Regions from separate parts of the Homo sapiens genome. Here region 2 is linked to region 1. Evidence: chromatin loops called from intact Hi-C (ENCODE). Cell type or tissue: CD4-positive, alpha-beta T cell. All regions are shown on one strand. Each heading gives the region's core, and the rest is flanking DNA. Links, peaks and the distances in the headings are about the cores only. Region 1 overlaps METTL9 (methyltransferase 9, His-X-His N1(pi)-histidine). Region 2 has its middle 6.6 kb from the start of UQCRC2.

The links. Peaks named below come from ENCODE experiments on the same cell type or tissue, not always from the same donor. Only the 100,000 strongest peaks of a DNase experiment are listed, where the experiment ranks them.
Region 2: a loop joins it to region 1, with 6 times the contacts of the local background. A loop is called at or near these places in 11 of 110 quality-filtered maps.

Annotation. Positions count from the first base shown.
Region 1 is chr16:21,656,359-21,659,167 of GRCh38, reverse strand. METTL9 (methyltransferase 9, His-X-His N1(pi)-histidine) reads right to left here. Exons shown (of 5, transcript NM_016025.5): 5 at 1,697-2,809. Among named protein-coding and RNA genes, the nearest start is that of IGSF6, 5.2 kb to the right of the region's middle. RefSeq lists an enhancer at 792-931. In CD4-positive, alpha-beta T cell, for the core only: a CTCF peak has its summit at 1,789 (motif pointing left); a DNase peak (open chromatin) is centred at 1,797.
Region 2 is chr16:21,945,372-21,948,180 of GRCh38, reverse strand. No RefSeq gene overlaps it. Among named protein-coding and RNA genes, the nearest start is that of UQCRC2, 6.6 kb to the left of the region's middle. In CD4-positive, alpha-beta T cell, for the core only: no CTCF peak of the experiment used is centred there; a DNase peak (open chromatin) is centred at 1,090.

The sequences.
Region 1 (2,809 bases), core at 303-2,802:
TTCTGGCCGGTGCGGTGGCTCACGCCTATAATCCCAGCACTTTGGGAAGCCGAGGCAGGTAGATCACCTGAGGTCAGGAGTTTTGAGACCAGCCTGGCCAACATGGTGTAACCGTCTCTACTAAAAATACAAAAATTAGCCAAGCATGGTGGCAGGCGCCTGTAATCTCAGCTACTCAGGAGGCTGAGGCAGGAGAATGGCTTGAACCCAGCAGCCAGAGGCTGCAGTGAGCCGAGATCACACCACTGAACTCCAGCCTGGGGGACAGAAAGAGACTCCGTCTCAAAAAAAAAAAAAAAAAAAAAAAAGAGAGGAAGGAAACTCTGACACCCTCTACATCGGTGAACCCTGAGGGCACTGTGCTAAGTGAAATAAGCCAGTCATGGGCCGGGCGCGGTGGCTCACGCCTGTAATCCTGGCACTTTAGGAGGCCGGATCACAAGGCCAGGAGTTCGAGACCAATCTGGCCAACATGGCGAAACCCCATCTCTACTAAAAATACAAAATTAGCCAGGAGTGGTGGTGCACGCCTGTAATCCTAGCTACTCAGGAGGCTAAGGCAGGATTGATTGAACCCAGGAGGCAAAGGTTGAAGTGAGCTGAGATTGCATCACTGCACTCCAGCCTGGGCAACAGAGTGAGACTCTGTCTCAGGAAAAAAAAAAAAAGAAGAATAAGCCGGTCACAAAAAGGCAAATACTGTGTAATTCCAATTATATGGGAGGTGACTGGATCATGGGGCGGATCATGACTACCTAGAGTAGTCAAAGGGACAGAAAGTAGAATGATAGTTGCTAGAGGGTGGGGTGGAGACAATGGAGAGTTGTGTTTATGAACATAGTTTCAGTTTTGCAAGATAAAGGGAGTGCTAGGCCAGGGACAGTGGCTAACACCTGCAGTCCCAACACTTTGGGAGGCCAAGGTAGAAGGATCACTTGAGGCCAGGAGTTTAAGACCAGCCTAGGCAACATAGTCCTGATTTGTCTCAAGTTACTTATGAGCCCAGTTTTGTGCTCAGTGCACTCCTAGACAGTACAACTCAGTCCAGGCTGCCCTGATTCCATGCACTATCTTCTAGCCGGCGGAAGCACTGGATATAAGGTAACTGGGGGTGCTTAAGCATCTGCACTAACATGGTAGGTCACTTTAGTCACTGGAAGCCCATGATACTATACTGACATTGCTGGAGAAAAAGGATCATGTAACACCTCCATCAGTAACCAAGTAGTGGGAAGCAATTAATGAAAACATCTTGCTTCATTAATACTGTAAATAACATACGCAGTATAGCCTATTAATACTATACTCAGAACCAAGTGAAAACAAAGCTTTGCTCAGGAAGACTTGAAACATCTACACTTTATTTTCCAACTCAACTTTTTTCTGTTAAAAGCCAACCATGTAAAAACTGATGACAGGTCACACTGGATGGCAGAAAATACAGTACTGCTTTTAACTACTCTGTACAAGGGATAAATGACTAAGGGCACTGTACCTCCTTTCCTCCCCTTCTCTGAGATCAGTGGTCTGAGCACTTTAGGAGCTTAAAATGCAGGTGCAGGGAGCTAGGAATCAGAGGTGTGGCTTGCATTTCAACCTTTAAGGTCAATTGGTTAGCTTGCTTTTACCACAAATAAAGCTCTTCTTAATTTCTCTAGTACAGTCTTAACTTGATATGAAGCACTTACACGAGGAATGGTGCAGACAAGGCAGCTTTATTGTACTTTGGGGGAGAAAAACATGATTCCATTTACGGGGAAAAAAGCCATTGACACTCAGTAAGCAACACTGCCATCTAGTGGAATGGTGACACACCACCAAGAATTTCAAGACCCGATAGGAAATGTGAGTGGATTTGGTTTCAATTTTCACCACAAAACAGCACTTTTAATAAGCTGGTTTTCAGAGAACTTCAGATTTTTTTGAGAAACTACTTTTTATCTTTAAAATGCATAAATGTATGTGTTTTCTCTGTTTTGGGGGGGTGGTTAAGAATGAGTTGTATTTTTCTTATTAGAGCATAAAGTTCTCTACTTGAAAGTTAGAAAACACTTTGGGGCAACCTGCCTCCTTGAACATCCATCACTTCTGCTTGACAGTCTAACAGCAACCCCTGATTTTAACAGACAGTTTATAAAGAAGCAAAACTCAACTGTACAAGAACGACATTAAGTTTTCTCATTTCCTCTTTCTATTTTTACAATCTATGGTGCTAAGTATTTGTACTTCACTTACTTGAATTCCTGGAAAAAAATCATTAGAACACACCAATAACAATTTTGCATAAATCACATAACCCAACTCTTATTATGACTGCACAGTAACAGTGGAAGATATTGGTGTGAGGATGTGGGAATGCAGTTCTTAATGAATAATAAAGTAATTCTTCAGGTTTTAATTCGCCTTTATACCCAGGTGTTGGAGTGAATGTGTTGATCTGATGACTTCTATGAGCATATAAATGAGAATACTTAATGAAACACCTGGATGAAAAAAGAAATAAAGTAGTGAGGATAACATATTGTTAATAACCACAATCTCATATTGACATTTCTGTTATTACTGAGATTTCAGATTCTGGGTTAAATGCTCTGCTCTTTGGAATATCCACGATGGTTATTGATCTTGCTAATGGGTTCCTCTATGGCAGCATTTCTGGGTTTATGGTTGGAGGCACTCACGGATTCCAGAATGCATGAGTCTGACACGGTCTTCATCAAACCATATTCTTGGCAAATAATAAACTCCTTTAAGGATTTCAGGGAAGAGCCAAGCTCTGGGAGAGAGGTATATAAGTGTAGAGTAAGAA
Region 2 (2,809 bases), core at 43-2,542, 290 kb before region 1:
CCCAGCTACTCGGGAGGCTAAGGCAGGAGAATCACTTGAACCCAGGAGGCGGAGGTTTGGGTGAGCCGAGATCGCGCCACTGCACTCCAGCCTGGGCAACAAGAGCGAAATTCTGCCTCAAAAAAAAAAAAAAAAAGATAAATTGGAGAGGCCATTTCCTGATAGTCCACACCCGTTGCACTAAATTAACAGTGTTAATTGAATGCAGACACCAGGGAGAAGCAACTTCCTGGGCATGTGCATTAAGAGACAAAATGGCGGAGTATGACTTTCCAGGGTTACTCCACCAGAATAGGGAAGAAAGTCTCAGATGGGCATGGGTACAACTTCTTAAACACGCTGCGCATGCTCACCTCCAACGGGTGAGGGGGGTACCAGGCATGCGGGCAGCCCACCCTAAGGGAAGAATCATGAGAAAGGGGCCAGCCTATAAAGATTACTGTTAAACAGAGCGCTTGACCTCAGTGCCTGGTTGGGTCTCTTCCAAGCATACTTTCCTTTCCTTTTTTATCCTGTTCTAAAGCCTTTTAAATAAACTTCCACTCCTGCTCTGAAACTTGCCTTGGTCTCTTTTTCTGCCTTATGCCCCTCTGTTGATTTCTTTCTTCTGAGGAGGCAAGAATTGAGGTAGCTGCAGATGTACACAGATTCACCGCCAGTAACTCAGATATCGTCCACCGGTAACACATTCAGTTCTCAGTCTAGCAGGTGCCATTCTCTGATAGGCCTCACAGCATCTCTCCCTTTGCACATGGCACAGGCCAGCTCATGACTCACAGCAAACCCCATTCAAATTTCTGGGCCCCCGCTTCGTCTTTATCATCACCCTGCTCTTCAAATTCTAGCTGCTTTAGCAATCCTAAACTCCCTCTTAATTGATCCCTTTTGAGGTTCAGAAGCTACAGTTCAAAAAAACCTAAGATTTATTGTTCCATTTCTGCAAAAGGACGACGTGAAGCTACATTGATCTGCCTTACTACTCGTATCTGAAACCTAGTAGAACATTAGACAGTTTCGTAATTAGGTAATTGTGGGAAAAGGAGCATAGGTGGAGCTATGGGCTTCATTTCAAACAGCAGGGACAAAAGAAAGCACCTCAACATTAGCAGCATCAACAAAAAGTGCAGCAGCATAATGACTCACCTGTAGGTGTTGATAAGCTCATCAGCATGAGGCTCCAGTTCAAGTGAATTCAACCATTTCTTCACATACAGTTGAATCTGGGGCTTAGGGACTCCCCATAATCTGGCATACATGATCATTATTTCCTGAGCAGTCATATATTCTAGCAAGACATCAAATTCAGGACAATAACCAATTCTTGACCTTAACCTAATTACAAGAATTGCATTAAGTAAAGACCCAAGTCATCTATCCCACTAGACAACCATGGATAAGATGGCAAACCTGCAGTCTTCCAGGCCATACTTTTAAGAGTCCTACCAAGATATTTTTTTTCTAAAGGGCTACAAAATTATAGCTGTCAGATCTATTGTAGGACATTGGAATAGTAGGCTCCATAATTCAGTTTTAATGATCTTGGGGATAAAGAAGTTAGAAATGAAATTCCACAGCCTACTCATTTTGGAGGAGTACTAGATTATGACATGGTCTTCTCATTAATCAAGAACTCCAGGGGGAATGGCCGCCATGGAGGTATTTGCACTGTTAAACCTGTACAACATCTTGTCCATATAAAGGCTGAACCAGAACCAAAGCCTTTCCCCACCCTGCCAACCTGGAGACTGCAATGAGTATTGTTTTAGCAATTAGTCAAACACCTCTGTTGATTTACACTCAGGTGAGCATAGCCTATGAACCAGAGAAAGAGCTATATTCTATTATTATTATTATTATTATTTTTGAGACAGAGTTTCACTCTTGTTGCCCAGGCTGGAGTGCAATGGCACGATCTCAGCTCACCACAACCTCTGCCTCCCAGGTTCAAGCAATTCTCCTGCCTCAGCCTCCCTAGTAGCTGGGATTACAGGCATGTGCCACTACGCCTGGCTAATTCTGTATTTTTAGCAGAGACGGGGTTTCTCCATGTTGGTCAGGCTGGTCTCGAACTCCCGAACTCAGGTGATCCACCCGCCTCAACCTCCCAAAGTGCTGGGATTACAAGCATGAGCCACCGCGCCCGGCTCAATTTTGTTTTAATTGGAGACTTCGTATGCTCCTAGACACTTCATAGAAACAAACTCAAATTCCCTCTTTATCTAACAACAACAAAAAAAAGAACAGTAAGCATCTGGTGGGTGTCACTTTATAATAAACAATATCCAATTAAGGATTTGAAAACATTGAACAAGCCACCCCAAAATAGAGCACCTTTATAGACTCTCTTCATCTTGCAATTCTGCAAGAACCATCCTAGTTGTCTATGAATCCTGAAAAGGTGATTAGATTTCTCATATTATTTATGGGGGACTCCATCTATCTACCTAGGCAAGAATCAGAAGAAAATATCTCTGTGTCCCTCTCTCTCCACTTTATTTCTCCTTCTTCTTTATTAGAGGTGAGATAATTGTAGAAAAGAAAACACACTATTTTTAAATAATCCTTTTTTTTCTGGTCATGGATCCCAAATGTTCTTGGTGCAAAAATTCTCTTTCAACTGAAGCATATGAACTTTATTTTGGATGTCTGAAATAGTAACCCAACTCAGCCCTCCAACATTGATGAATTTATATTAGATATATGTGTATATGCATGTATATCTGCACGCGTGTGTGAGTGTGAATGTGTGTGTGTGTGTATCCATAGGAAAGCTGATGTGATCCAGGCCTTATGCGCTTCTTATCCATAA